Linked DNA regions of Mus musculus: region 2 is linked to region 1. A link is a loop called in an ENCODE intact Hi-C map of the cell type or tissue named here. Cell type or tissue: left cerebral cortex. All regions are shown on one strand.

Region 1 (8,000 bases):
CCAGGGCCTTATTTCTTACTATTTCTGTGTCTTTGAATTGTGCCTTTCATTCATTTACATTGAGGTTTGATGCTAGGCAAAGTCTTCCTCCTGCCACTTTGTTAATCGCTCTCCAGTTGATGGTTGAGCCTTTACTCCTTTCTTCCTTTCGTGCCTACCCTTCTGACTTGGCAGTTTCTGTGGTGCTAAACTTGGATTCTTCTTACTTTCTCATTTACCTATGCATTGTGGATTGATGTCTTGTGGTCATCATTGAGCGTGTACTGATAATGTAGTTATTATAGTTATCATCGAGTATTTTAAGTTTATTGTACAGTAATTTCACTTGCATTCAGACACACACTTCAGCTGTTTATCACCCCATCTAAAATGTACACGTTTGCAGTCACAAGCTCTCTATTTCCTAGTGCCTTAACTCCACATCTGGCTACAGTTGTTGTTGCCTAGAGATACTAAAGATTTATACAGTACCATTGTAATCAGGAGCTATTCTGAACTTGAGTTTGACTGTGAACTTTCTCCAACTAGTGAGTTTCACACCTTCATGTGGTTATGTGTTTTCACGATAATAGTTACTATTGTCCTGTTCTGGTGCTGGAGCGACCTTCCCAGGCGACTAGGATGCTTTGGCTGCTCAGAGCAGCCATACTGGCTTGCTTTTCCTTCATGTTTATACACCTCAAGTCCATCAGTCAGGAGAGGGAGCTTGGGGTAGTCTCCGTTCCTCACTCATCATGAACACACCTAAAGCTCTGCATATGCACGTGGCTTTCTATATTCCCATTTATGTCTGTATTTCCAAAGCCCCCTGTGGACATCTCTGTCTAATTCTTATTTTTAAAGTTTTTGTTAGCCTACTTTGTTCCATCTGTTATTCACTGCCTTGGGCATGTTGTTAGACAATTGCTGTTGATTAGTTCTAACAAATTCCCACAAGCAAAGGGCAATCTGTATTGGTTGAGCTCTGAGTCAGGTTAAAACGAAGAAGAATTTTTCCAAGCCCCATCTGACATGTACAATCTGATGTCTGCCTCTTTCTGTGGCTGCTGCTGGTTTTACATCACAATTACTCACAGACTATTGGTTGTCAAAGGTTTCTATGAAGTCAGAAACTGTGAGTACAAATGGGACAAGCTAAACGCTGACCAAACTCACTCTTCTTTCCCCCATTTAAGGCACGTCTACTTGTGCAAATACTCCATGCACTGGTGGAAATCTTTCGCTGTTTTTTTTTTTTTTTTTTTTTAGAAATCCATCGAAGTGGATTCTGTTTTCCTGAGTTCTCCCTGTTGCCACGAAGAGAGATACTTTAAGATATAAGTTATTTTATTCTTAATAGAAACTTGTGGTGCTTTGCAAAAGAGGTGAAATTTGGTCCAGCCGAGGCTTTGCAGAGCTGTGGCCAGCCTGGCAATCAGCCTCTCGCAGTCCTGGCAATGAGAGCTGCTGCTTAGTGAGGACCTTAGTTGCTGCTTAGTGAGGGCTTGCTGCTGTGAGCACACAGACGTCATAATTTCAGTGCCTCGGAAGTTTCTCTCAAATATACAGAGAGCACAATTCATGTTTTAAGAACAAAGCAAAACAGGTGAGCACCATGATATTTTTGAAACAGCACACTGTCAACATCACAATATACAATAGACCTGGCCAAGGACGTCTTTGTGGAGCCCCCTCTCCCCACCCCCCACCCACGTCATTAAAAACACATGACACATCAAAAGGCTTTAATATTTATAGAATGCGGCGATTGAAAAGTTACAAGTGAAAACCTCCTTGATTATAAATAATTGACTCTTGATTTATGTATTTTGCTAACAGAAGAGTTGGCATGTGGATTGCTGTGTGGTTTCCCCTTCAAATGGCACCTAAGGTTACTCACAGATACAACTCCAAGTCTTGTAATCTCAGAGGAGTTGGCTGGTAGATACACATTCATGGATTGGAAATCTCCACTGGAGATAAGAATGTTCTGAAGTTGAGTGATGTACTTAAATGTGCAATTTCCTGCAGACAGGGCATCTGCTTTCCTCTCTCCACTGCTCACTATTTATTGCTTGAACAAAGCTTCCTTCCTTCCTCAAATCCCTAGCTTACACACACACACACACACACACACACACACACACACACACCCTGTTAGTCATTCACCAGTTGAGGAACATGGCAAGTAACTTCACCAAACAGATGAATCTTACATTAGTCATCCTTGTCGGAAAAAGAAAAAAAAAAATTCCACCAAAGCTACTATAAGTATTGGGTGGAATTTTGATAAGAATCAAGATGTATGCAGTTTCAAATTGACTACTCTCAAATATTTACACCCAGTGATCATGACTGAGATCACCAATAATAGACATTGTAGTGGCATCAGAAGCCCTTCTATAGGGTGCACTGGGAAGGACACATCTTTTACTGCCCAGCGTGTACAACATCAGACAAATCATAAGAATATGACAGAAAAACTTAATCCAAGTCTACAAAAATAAGCTCTCAGTGTGCATCAGATGTGTCAAAGCTACAGAGACAAAGACTCATGGAGCAGAAAAAAACTAAGGAGAAATAGATCTAAATGAAATGGGGGTGGTGGTGAGTGGGTCCTTGGCAGGATACTGAGCCAGGATAATGGAGGGAAGAAGAAAATTGATGACATTAAATGAGGGCATAGTTTAGCAGGTAGTGTTGTATCTGTGCCTGTTTAATTGCTTTGATCATGACGCTAAAGATCGAGTCTTGACATGAACACCGAAGAAGAGCTGTCAGCAAATCTTTGTAAGATTCCTACTACTTCTGTAAGTCTAAAAACAGCTCCAAAGCAAAACCAGAAGAAAACACTGAGCAGTGAGTGGCTGTGTCCATTTTCATCATCTCAGTGGGCTTTTATTCCTTTAGGATTTTTTTTTGCCATTGTAACTTACAAATTAATAGTTTGGGGTTTAATGAGACTATAACCGATGTAGACTTAGGATTGGAGCAAACTGAGAAAGTGAGGAGGAAAGCGCAGAGGCAGCTCTGTATTCTCAAAGTCTCACCATACTCCTTCAAAGTCTAAGTTACACCCTGCTTTGTGTTTGTGATGCATTACACACCGATGTTGCTGTCGAACTGACATGGTTTCCAATGGATGTGGGATTTTACTTGGGGCATTTTTCTTCTCCCTGTTGTGTGGAATAGAAGCCCTGGCTGTTTAATCCTGCACATTTGATGCTGTAGCTGGAATTCTTCCTCGGGGACTTCCGAATCTATTTCCTATAGATCACTTTAAGAGCTTAAACACTGGGAATTTGATTTTGTTGATTTCCCATAGTTAAGAGATTTGGGGATACAAATGCAATGGAGAAACTTGGAATAATAGAATGGTCCGTGTAACCTCAGATGAGCCATGGACATGGGCAGTTATTGGTATGGCTTGGCTACTATGATCTGAGTCTGTGTCCTCAAAATCTGTTAGTAGCTTGGTCTATGTGATGATCCTGAGGTGAAAGGATGTTGCAGTGGAGGACATAGCAGGTGGCAACTACCTTATCATTAGTTGTGCTGGCTCCTGTGGGATTAGATTAGTACCATCAGAGTTAGTGCTTATAAAAGGAAGTCAGCTTGCATATTTGACCTCTTTACCTGGTTAGTTTTCTTTTTTGCCTCTCTACCATGAGGCCACACAGTCACATACTTGCAACCAAACAAATTACTTTGTAACTTTTTGTAGCCTCTGGCGTTTATATTGTAGCAAGACAGAATGAACTAAAACACTTACAAAGCACTATTCATCTAATCAATGGGTGTATGCGAACCAAACCCGAGCTTCTTGATCTTTAATGTGTAAAAGAATCTACTGTGTTTTGCTAAATATAAAGGTGGCGAGCCCATGAGTCACTTCTAACAATCTCCCAGGTGATGCCTCTAATTGTTGGTCCCCGTTAGTCCTGGGATGCCGTCTTGAAAGGAATTTTACTTTAAATAAGGGAAATATTAAGTACCTCAGTATGGCTTGATCATAAACATATGAGGAAATGTTGGCAATGAAGCGGACACTCTGGGCCCCGAAAGGCTGCCTGTGATGTCGAGTCATTCAGCTTTGCCTTAAAGGCAACCTGAAAACCAAGGAGCCTGGATTCCACTCCAGTTTAGGCTAAGCCAGTTTAGGGCAGATGTGTGAACAACCTCTAGGAATGCAGATCCCTGAGGAGGAGCTGTGGTTGCCACTGGCAGCAGGGGGCGCTCCACCACAGCATTTCCAGGCCTGCTGCATCTGATTTGAGTCAACTGCGAGGCTGGTAACCTGTGAATGAAATGGGATTTAAAGAAAAACAAATAAATAAACAAAAAACCCACAAACCTGAGACAGCACAGGATAGCGTGGCGCCAACCCACTGTCTTCAGGTGTTTTTCATGATGAAGACTTTAGGTAAGTTGCGTATTTACCTGACAGCTGTGCTGGGTTTGAGTTAAAGTGAATTCCGAAGTCATATGTAAGACTCAGTTAAGAGCACTTTGCAGTGATTATACTCCTTAAAATAACTCAGGGCTGTGCCAGCGGCGATTGACTTTGGCACTCCCTTGCTTTGAAAGTTCTGCGTCTCCAAAAATGATTCATTGCTGCAAAAATGTTTTACTAAAGAAGGCCTGCGGTGGTCTTATTATCAGTGGGGAAACTGAGACCCAGGAAAGAAGTGAATTACACTTAAATCTGTGGTGGGATTCCAATCAGCAGCTCAGCTTCCTGATCTCTGAAGCTTGGCGGACCTCCTGAGTGGGCTGCACAGCTGACTGACACCCCAGGGCCCTTAGGATGGAGCTAGGGGCCACAGAGCGACCCACCTAAGTCTGAGAGAATCGCTAGCTTTGGAAGGCTGGTCCAGAGTCCCCACCTTAGCCTTCCACTGTCCTGCCAAGTGAAACCATGTTAGCTGTCTAATTTAAGTCAACTACTAAATGCTTGCCTGCAAACTGATTCTTTTGATTTTTCTTTATTTTGTAAACTAAAAACTAGGACATACTGATGGGAGAAGAATTTCAAAACTATAGGACCATATAAGTAAAAAAGTGAAAATCACCTCAGTGTCAATTTTCATTCATATCCTGTGCTCCATGGTTAAATACCTAAAAACTATATAAATTATATAGTATATTTTACAAATATACATATGCGTACATATATATTATAGATCTTTGTTTTAAACCTTTAGAGGATGAGATTTAAGTGTATACAATTTGATCAACCTGTTATGTCAGGAATGTTTTTATATACATGTTACACACACACACACACACACACGCTCACATATTTAGGAAGAAAGGGGTGATTTTGCTGAACACTAGGAAATAAGATTACGTAATTCACACTATGGCTTCTAATTTTCATTTATATATATTGTAACACATCAGGATGAGGTTTTGATTTTTTTTTAAACTTCTTGATTAAAAGCATGAGATTCTTAGCTGGGTACAGTGGCTCACACCTGCAGCCACAGCACTGAGGATCAAAGCAGGTGTTGCAAGTTCGAGACAAACCATGGCTATGTGTAAAAAAAAAAAAAAGTGTCTGAAAATATAAGCAAAAACAAGGGACTCCTAAATCCAATATTTGGATGATAGAGTATGTGCTGGGCCCTCCCAGCCTTCTCTGCACACACACTTAGCATCATCATGTCTGCTGAGTTTACACAGACAAAAAGAAGAGAACTCGGTGTTTTCCTTCTAAATGGTCTTGACAGAGCAATCAAAGTGCTCAAATTGTGAGTGCTTGATTTTTGCTTTGTGAAGACTGAACATTTTAATCTCTTACTCCCGTGACTCTGGATTATTTTATGCAACTTGTTTTTAATCACATTTAGGTGAAACGAGAGACACAGCATCTTCATAGCATGTGCTGGCCTGTGGCACTTAGTTCTCCCAAACACTCAAAACAAGTCAATTGAACATACTGACAAGTTGGAGCTAGGTAATAGAGCTAGCCTTGTCAGATCTTCCTCCAGGCTCCACCCAAAACTCCCACCTAACTGGTCCTTTCTTACAACATGGTCTCAGCCTTAATACTGAAGAATCCCACGAAGCTGGAGACTATATACGGCTGACTAGACCTGGACCCAACTGTGCAGAGTGCAGCTGGTTCAGGACATCTCTGACTTTCCCCATGGACTCGTAACACCAGCTAACAATGGATTACATGAAAGCTGTGTGATTATGAGGGACCGAGTATGCATTTTTCCTGGAGGCATCTGTTCTAGCTCCCTCCCCTCCCCCCTCTTAAAATAAAAGGGGTAGAAAAAAAATACAGGGGAAATGGCTGTACTGACTTTTCCCCTGAAAAGCAACTTCTAAATTGTGCGTTCTTCTTGAGAGTTCTTCTATGCTCATCTTTAAAAGCATGATATACCCATCTCCCTCAGTCCATCGGTTTGATGTGGGTAACTGAAGTCACCCTGGTGCCAATCCTCATGTGGTACAACAGGTTTGAGAAGCCGCCTATGACTGCTTTCAATTTCAGCTGAAGTTCCTTACAGAACTAGCTAGCCCTGGAGGTCATTTGTCTCTAGTCCAGAGGCAGTGGTTTAATTATTCTTGGCTCACACTAGACTTGGAAGGGAACTGAAGCATCAGGTGGGGGGGGGGAACCCTCCATACCCACACAACATGAGAAAGAACAAATAAATGTATAATGGTGTGGACAGATCTCATGGAGACAAAACTGAGCGACTGAAGTTCAAGGACAGGTGACAGTGACCTAAAGTGACAGGAATATGCAGGGAGGTTGTTATATGGAAGGATTATTGCTTTCAAAAGAGATGGTGGGGAAAAATGTTCCAGGTCCTATTTTGGTACTTATTTGGCAGAGTGGATGTAATATGTGACGTCATGGAGTAAAGACCTCTGCACATTCTGCTCTGTGTGTGTGTGTGTGTACGTACATATATGACACCTCGTGAAAGTCTTTTTTTTTTTTTTTTTTTTTTTACAAAGAAAGCTGTGGATTGAGCCATGAGCCATGGGAAGAAAACTATCGTCATGCATGTGATGAGTCAAAATTCAGCAAACAAATGCATACGATTTGAGGAAAGAATGAAAAAGTAATTAACATTTAAAGATAATAGCAAAGCAAGAGGTATCTTTTAACTCCAGCAGTAAGCTAAACACCTAACACAGGAAGAGCCCATGCTGTGGACACTCACTCTCGATATCTGCACTCGAGGTAGTGTGGACATGTCACAGAGGAGTTTTTGTACTTAGAAATGCTGCTTCACGAGCAGCAGACAGTGGGCAAGTGTGGCATCTTCCTTAGTAAAGGTGGGGTCTTACCCAAATCCATGTGACAAGCAATAATGAAGAAGACCACATACAACCTACGGGTGAAGGGCAGTTGATCACTTATACCCAAGAGCCAGAGAAGATTCTACATCCAAGATCTGTCCCAGGAAGACTTCCTTTCCCTCCTTTCTCCTTCTAGCCACAATGGTTCATTGTGCTAAAATGTTCCCCACGGACAGCTAGCTATCTTCACTTGCTTGAAAGATTGTTCTGTGTTACCGAGTGGCATGGCAGGGAATCACTTCATCGGGTAGGAGGCTACTTTTATTCCCTCCTCCTCTGCCCCTTTCTTCAAAACCCTGGCTTGTCTGTTTGACACAACTGGCAACTGTTTGGTGTTATGGAGACACAACCTTGCTTTGTTGTGGAGACTGCCCTGTCAGGTCTGGGCACTGTGGGTGAGGGGAGATCAGAGAGTTGGAAAGACTGCAGGGATGCCCAAAGATATGCCTTGTCTTGACACAGGGGAGGTCCCACCCACCGGCTGATGAAAGATAACAAGTCAGTGTTATCACAGGAGGGAGGGGCTGTTGTTTGTCACTGTTGTTCATCGTGCTTCATTTGAGATAGTTTCACTATGTAACTAGGGTGACCTGGAACTATGTTTATAGCCCAGACAGACTTCAGATTTGCCACCCTTTTGTCTCAATCTCTCAGGAGCTGGGATCACAGACATGTATCCATACACTCAGTTTCCT
Region 2 (8,000 bases), 520 kb before region 1:
TGGCCAGGTAAACCTGGGGTCTCCAACTCTTGAATTTGTTTGATTGTTTTTTCAGATGGCAAGTTTGGTGCCTACATGCAGGTGCACATTCAGAACGATGGGCCTGTGACTATAGAGCTGGAGTCCCCTGCTCCTGGAGCTGCTAGCTCTGACCCAAAGCAGGTAAGCCTAGAACCTGGAGCCTGCCAGTCTGGAGGGTATAGATAGGTAATGTGCCTTGACCTAATCATTGTCTCTGGGGAAGTCCTCATCCTGAGGTGGAGGAAACCCTTCATGGCTGCAGCCTCACGTCTATCTTACTTTCTCTCTTCTCAAGAACTCCTGAGCATGTCTCTGCTCCACCGTGTAGACAAAGTGTTCTTAGAAGCGTCTGTTCTTCTAGTTCTTGGGCTAGGTGTCATGTCACCCAGTTGCCACTGGGTGGCAGCAGAGCAGCGACCCTGGCTAGTGTACCCAGTGAGAGTGGTTACCTGGATTGGATTTTGTCCAAGGTGTGGGTGGTAGATGAGCCACTCAAGATTCTTTATAAGTCTTCATTTTTCTAAAGCAACATCTGACCTGGATTTACTGCCAACTCTATAAGCATTCAGGAAGAATGTAATTAAAACAGAGAAAAGGGATGTGTAATAGTCTTGCAAACTTATGCTGTCCCATTGTGTTTAGCATATATAAAAGCTTTAATTAATCCACTTGATAGAGACATGAGGCATGGCAGGCTGTGGAACTAGGCCTGTTCCTGCTCTTCCTTCCTAGCATCGTCCCCTTCCTAGGATGCTGCAAAGTGGAACGATGAGCTCACGTGGGGGATGCAGGATATAAACAAGGCTGAGTGCTGGTGTGGAGCCATTGACACTTTGTGTTGGCTGAGAGGTAGGACCATGTCTGCATGGCATTAAGCTTCAAAAGTGGAACTGAGGTTGTTGCTATTACTGACACATTTCATCTGTCCATCCATCTGTCCGTCTGTTTGTCTGTCTATCTATCTATCTATCTATCTATCTATCTATCTATCTATCTACCTACCTATCTATATGAATGCTCAGTCTGCATGTTCATCTGTATACCAGAAGAGGGCTTTGGATCCTAGTATAGATGACCATTGTGTGGTTGCTGGGAATTGAACTCAGGACCTTTGGAAGATCAGTCAGTGCTCCAACCCGCTGAGCAACCTCTCCAACCCCTACTGATAACGTTTTAAAAATCACAAACAATCTACAGGGAAATGTAAACTTTGAGATAATTTGAGCCTCACAGGAGAGCCCACAGAACCCTGCTACAGTCTTTCCTGGCTTTCCTAGTTTTGATGTATTATTTAGAGTGATCACATACTGAAGTTAGCCCTGATCCAACACTATTAGCTACATTAGAGCCTTATATGAACTCACTAGCCCGCCCTCTCCCTCCCTCCCTCCCTCCCTCCCTTCTTCCTCCTCCTTTCTTTCTTCTCTTCTCCCTCCTCCTTTCTTTCCTTTCCCATTTTCCGTTCCTTCCTTTTTCTGACACAAGGTATCACTTTGTAGTCCAGGCTGGTCTTGAACCCAGTCAGTCTCTTTCCACACTCTTCTAAGTGCCAGGATTATAGGCATGAGCAGCCAGTGCTCAGTTGCTGTGGCTGCCGCCTCTGCTGCTTGGCTAGATCTTACAGGAAGGCACCACATCCTGTAGTCTAACTAGTTTTTGTTTTAGCTGTGCAACATTGCAAATTCCATTGCATTACAGTTGTCATTTCTCTTTGTTTTGTTCAACCTGAGTCAGTTCCTTAGTCTTTCCTGTGTTTCACGACCTTGACCCTTTCTGGAATGCTGTTCGGTAGACCTTTTCTCAATTTTGTGTCTGTGGTTAGAGCAAGGCACTGTGGTGTGGTGGGAAGAGCGGCTGTCCAAAAGCCATCTTGTTCTCTTCTTAGGGCATCATCAGGCAGTATGCATGCGACACCAGTTTGTCTCACCGCAGTCATGCTAACCTTGCCGCCTGGTTACAGTGGAGTCTACCAGATTTCTCCATCCCCCCCCCCCCCCCCCGGCACGCCCCTGGCTTTCTTCTGGTCTTGGCAGACAGTTCTCTTTTCTTTGCAGAGAAAGAGGTCAGCAGATGGCATCAGCCCGGCTGCTCCCCACTCCCCACTTCAGTGTAGCAGCAAAGCTTCCCTTCCTGGGCTGAGGCCAGAGCCAAAGTGAAGACCCCTGTTCAGACCCCGTAGGAGCTTTCCTTCGTACCACGTGGCTCCTCAAGTAGCAGCCGGCCTTTTTTTCATGGGTAGTGCCTTTGGAAATCAGGGATTACTTAATTAGGGATTCCAAACTTTCTGATGTCCCTGAGAAATAAGACAATAAGAAAAAAAAAAAAAACCCAACCATTTTCAAGGTGGTGACAGAATAGAGGCTCCTTGAATATAGACCCTTGGTGGTGGCACAGGTCACATCCTGCCCAGCCAGTCTGGCCTGGTTTTGACTCCCCCTTTCCAGGCTCTCAGCAGCCTCACTTAGCTCTCTAGGGCCTGCTTACTCATCATCTTACTCTTCCTGGCCTCGCCCTCCTCTGGTGCTAGGAATTCATCCCACTGTCTCATGCACACTAGGCAAGTGAGTGCCCTGAGCCATTCTGGGGCCTCTGGGGCATCTGTGCTTCCTGGTCTACAGTGGGCGAGTCCCTCGGCATCTTCCTTCTGCTCTGCCCTCGGGGGCTTAAGGTCCCCACTGACCTCTTGGTTGTCCCGGTGCATGACAGCTTTCGTGTCTCTTTCCCTCGTCCTCCCGGCCATTGCTGCCACTATGGTCTGCTTGATCGCGGAAGCCAGCGGAGCCGCAGCTTGCAGGGTGGCAGTCTCTCTCACTTTTCTTTCTGCTCCTGCTGTTCCCTTTGGCTTTATGTGATTGTTGTCCCATAGTTTTGAGGAATTATTCTGCTTTAACTGTATTTTGGGAAAGTTTTAGGTTGGCTTTTTCATTCCATCTAAACTATTTTAAAATGGCATGTTGTATACCTGTAATATCCCATAAAACTAGAGAAACCTGATGAGCCTCAAACATTGTTCTTTAAACATCGGAGGAAGTTATATTAATTTATTAGGTTAAAGAAGACTTTATGTAGTCCTAGAGGTCCTTGCTGTTAAAATTCATGTGTTGTCCAATTTCACATCTGTAGCTTTTCCTGACCCTAGACATTCATGCAGGTTTCCATCCGTTGGCTCTCCAGCAGGTGGCAGCCAGTGGGCACAGAAGAGCCAAGGTGACCATGGTGCCTTCCTGTGCTGTGGCCTCTCTGCCTTTCCCTTTCAGCTAGACGGGCTTCTCTTGCAGCAGACAGTGTCTTGGCTTGCTTTCGTGTAGATAGGAAGAGCACAGCCAAATTTGTCTTACTGATAGAAAGACATGTGTTTCTGTCAAGTAAGCTTTTAATCCTAAGTGTTTTACTTCCTTACTATATTCCAAATTCTACAGTTGTATTATGGAAAACCATTCATTTGGCAAGTTTCAGTGTTACAGAAAAATGGTTCTTTTGGCCAGTTTCTAAGAAATGTCAACTCTGTAAGCCATCTGTGCAGATGAACAAGGTGTGTTTGTATGCAAGCCTGTGAGTGCCTATGTGTGTATGAGAGTGTGAGGAGGGACAGACGTACTGCCTGCCACCTGATCCTCGCTCTCAGACATGGATCTAGAGAAAGAGAAACCAGGAAAGTCAGAGACTATGAAAGACGTTTAGTCAGCATAGAACACAAGGAATGTGACAGCCATATGGCTCAGACACTTTGGTGCCTTCCCAAAGCATGTAGCAGACAATCCTAGTATTTTCTGTCAACAAGGCTGGAAGGCTGTACCTCTAGGGCCATCCCGCCCATTCTGCGTGCTCTTGCGAGCTTTCTTGGTGCAGAACTCAGGCATGTTCTCTCTCCAGCCCAAGAAGAAGCCAGCCAGACCTTCCTGGTTCCAGTGGCAACATCTTCTCCGAGGAGGGGTTTCTCTCCACCCTTCAGGGCAGTGGTGCCCTAGCCACTGTCATGCTGTTCTACTTGTCACTGTCTTCCTGCTTCTCTGCTTAGCCCCCTTCTTCACCACTCCTAAGGTGTACACCCCTGCACGAAATGTGCTCAGAGATGTGTCATTTGAGTAGGAACAGCGTCTTGTAGGCTGTGGACTGTGCTGTCTGTGAGTATCATGATGCCAGTTATTTATTTAAATTATTGTTATTTATTTAAATTATTAGAAACATTTATTACATTGAATACATAGCTGAAATATAAAGGTTTCTTTAAAAATTCTTTGATAATTTCATATGCTCATATATTGAATTTTATTTTTTTGTTCTCTTCTCTTATCTATTTTCTTCCCCCAGTGAAAATTCCTTTTTCCGACAAGCTTCTTGTCTAGTTTATTATTATTTGTATGTGCACGCGTGTGTGCCCGTGTGCATGTGTGCGTGTGCATGGGTGTGTGTGTGTGTGTGTGTGTGTGTGCGTGAGATGCACTGAATTTCCTTACAGCTGCTTGCACAGGCACGGGTGAGGCATTACTTACTGGAGCATGGACAGCTTATTCTGACTAGAAATGACACACATGCCTTTCTCAGCCACTTGTCCTTTCTCCCTCAGTGGGGGATGGGACCTCATGAGCTCCTCCCCCACCGATTGTCCTGGTTCTAAGAAGGCTACTGCCACTTCTGCTACTGAGCTGGGCCAGTCTCTCAGGGAACAGGAGGCTCAGCTGACCTCCCTGACGGAGAGAGAAGGGATTCTTGGTTGTTTTCAAACTTGGGCTTCAAGCGCAGGCAGATTCTTGTCTTCAGAGGTTCTAGTGCTTCATCAATAGGCATTGAATGGATGGAGACTGAGCTGGTAAAGTAACCAGCGGTTGGCTTGCCTTAGCCAGAACTCTGCCTACTTCTGGGACTAGGCATTGCAGCATTTGTGTCTTTCCTACAGTCACATCAGCAGCTTGCCTGACCGTTCTGTAGGCTGCAGTTAGGCGGATGATATCCTGTGATGTAAGAAGATGCTGGAAGAAGAGCATCCATCCATCCTTCCTTTGTAGGGGGCATTTGCCCGGGTCTCAGGCTATGCGAGCTGAGCGGGAGCTGCCTCCCTCCTGTGGGAGCCTGTGCTTTCCTGTGTGCTGTGGCTGTGGGAGAACAGGGTTCTGGGGCTTCCTGATGTTTACCTGTGCATGGTTGCAGGTGCATGTCTGCAGACGCCTAGATGGTGGGAGATCAGCACCCTAGCCCAGCATCCCTGAGGTAGACACTTGTTCTGGTTTTAATCTTAAGTGACCTTTCCTGAGTGGGGGCTACTTCCCTGACACTCACATGGACGAAGTGACATTATGTAAGAGCAGGTGGGCATTTCTCCTAGCGAGGCAGCACATTGGGTAATGGAAGGGTTCTTTTCTGGGGTTCAGAGCCCTCCTATTTAAGAATATGGCTAGGAATTACTTATGTGCTCATTTATTTACTGTGGTTGAAAGCCTGACTAAGTAGAAACACTGGAAGAAGCTAGAAAAATGAACCTCTAACACACATCTTTGCACTAACTCATGTGTCTATTGACAGATCACTGTCAGGAGCTGACTAGTGCAGAATGGTGCCTCTAACTCCATGAAGCTTTTAACTTTATGCTTCTTTGAGTAATGCTGTTGCTTTAGCTATAACTTCCTCTCTGTGCTTACCAGCCAGTGTCTATCACTGTGCCTGGACCTGGGAGGGTGGAAACAGACACATTTGTGGTATCTGGAGGATCTGGAGGGAATTTGTAGGGTGCAGCAGGGGATGGAAAAGAAGTCCATTTGGTGTTTCTGCTTATCCTTCTGTCTCTGTCGACTGGAGCAGCCTTTAATCAGTGCTGTGGAATTCAGGTGATACAGAGGACAGACAGATAAACACATATGGCTTCTGCCAGACAGCCTGATGCAGGTGTCCACACAGCTTGCCATTTATGGAGCTGCAGATGAGGGACCTATCTAGTGAGAAGCTCTATCACAAGGAATAGTCATGTGGATGCTGGCCTTTTCATGGAAGGAATGCAGATATTCCCCTTTCTGCTGGTTTTATGTTTGGCTCTAGATCAGAATCTCCCCTGACACCGGCCAGTTCCAACAGGCTCGGGTACTTGACTTGCTTCAGTAAGATGTTTGCAGGTCTGGTTGCTGACATGGGACTTGGGTCTTACCACTTCTCACAGTATTGTAGTCTGTTCTGTCACATTAGTTGGCTGAAGAAATACTGGCTGAGTTCGTTTTATTTCTGCTTCGGTTGCTCCTCCATTATACAGTTTGTGTTGTTGTCATGGTCATTGTTCTGGTGACACTGGTTTCTGGGTTCCAGTCTATGTTGAAGGCCTCCCACCAGGGTGAGACAAGGATTTGGCCAGACCTCTCTCACATGTGGAATCCTGCCTGGTTTCTGGTTCTCTTGGTTTGAACATCTGCTTTACTGTGAGTTATGAAATAAAAACAGCCCTGTGGGGAGTGGTTTGGAGAGTGAGTGGGTGGGGCTCCTGAACTTCCTCATCTCTGCCCACTACTAGCGGCAGTCAGGTGTCCCAGGCCTTGTCTAACACCCGCCAGAATGCCTAGCCCATGAATGGAAAGGCCGGAGCCCACCACATGTCTGCAAGCAGGCTCTCCCTTCTGGTGGGGACTTGCCAGGGCTCCCCTTTCTTTCAGTTCTTTAACTCATTTCCATGTGGGCGGTTGTCCTGAGTCAGTACACTGCAGTCTTAAGAAGCCTTCCCAAGACACATGTGACTGTGCCTCTCTGCTTGGGAGCCCATCGATGGGTGGTCGGATCAATTGACTTTCATCTTACCGTCTTGAATCTATAGCCTGCGCTATCAGAGTTGTAAAACTTGAAGAGTTTTTCCTTGTGATGGGAATTTGGATGGCAGTTTTGAAACTGTGATTCACAGCCCTGTCTCTGATACGTGCACAGTTTCTAGTTGCACCAAGCCAAAGAATCTATTTTGCTCTAAACCAATCTATCAGAGCACAAATGTATTAGTGACTTAAACTTTAAGCACTTAATTTGTTCCTGACACGTTTGTGTGTCGGGAAGATCTGGAGAGAAGTTTTATTTTGTAGTTGGGCAGAGCTTTTTCATTATTTTGGGAGCTGGTTTCATTTGTGGTAGATGAGCAGTGACCCCTCACCTTGCTTACACGACCTGTCAAAGATTATATCATCCTTTTTGATTCTAAGAATTGGTCAATTCTGTTTTCCCCCAGGGCTTATGTTTTGAACATAGCAATAATTTCATCACAGAGGCTCAAGATTTTAATTGTGAATCCTTAACTTTTAAGTGATTTATCAGGAGTCCTAGGTAATTGTAAAAAACGTTCCTCCATCCAGTTGTGTTTTGTGGGATGGTGTTAAGTATCTCAGCATTGGAATGTGAAGAGTGCTCTGGAAGTGATAGAAATGCAGCGTTTACTATGATTGCTTCAAGGATGTGCTTAATACACAGAACACCCAACTACATAAAGACCTTGCCATGATAATACATTTTGAGGGCAGTGTAATGATTGAAAAGGCATTTGCTATTTTACATTTGCTATTAGCTAGCCAGTCTCTAAGAGGTTAAATTGGGCGAGTGGGGTCTTAATTGGCTCAGGTGGGCTTTTGAGATGCACAAACTATTTTGAGCTCAGCCTCATGGTGTGTGTGTGTGTGTAGTTTCTGGAAAATGCTATGGACTGGGAGCTGCAGTGTGTCTCTCCTTCAAAGTCAGTGTGAGCTGGTGATAGCATTCCTCCAGGGGTGGCCTGAGGACTCCTGCCATACAGGTACCCAGGGTACTTGCTAAAATGCATAACTTCTGGGCATGTGAGGGTGTGGGGTGAGGAAGACGAGTAGACTGCCATTTCTAATCATGTTCTCCACCAGCACATGGACATTTGAGAGCAGCGGAACCGCAGGGAATCTGACATTGCCATTTCCATCTGGTTCAGGTGTTGGTTTCCTCCAGGCCAATCCCTCCTCCCTCTCAGCTGCATGGTATCTAAAAATACTCTGCAA

What was found. Peaks named below come from ENCODE experiments on the same cell type or tissue, not always from the same donor. Only the 100,000 strongest peaks of a DNase experiment are listed, where the experiment ranks them.
Region 2: a loop joins it to region 1, with 2.3 times the contacts of the local background. A loop is called at or near these places in 10 of 42 quality-filtered maps.

The regions. Positions count from the first base shown.
Region 1 is chr2:145,157,087-145,165,086 of GRCm38, forward strand. No RefSeq gene overlaps it. Among named protein-coding and RNA genes, the nearest start is that of Slc24a3, 6.7 kb to the right of the region's middle. In left cerebral cortex, a CTCF peak has its summit at 4,208 (motif pointing right); DNase peaks (open chromatin) are centred at 2,116, 2,506 and 4,209.
Region 2 is chr2:144,635,703-144,643,702 of GRCm38, forward strand. Dtd1 (D-tyrosyl-tRNA deacylase 1) reads left to right here. Exons shown (of 6, transcript NM_025314.3): 4 at 56-162. Among named protein-coding and RNA genes, the nearest start is that of Dtd1, 40 kb to the left of the region's middle. In left cerebral cortex, CTCF peaks have their summits at 420 (motif pointing right) and 3,182 (motif pointing right); DNase peaks (open chromatin) are centred at 434, 3,318 and 6,561.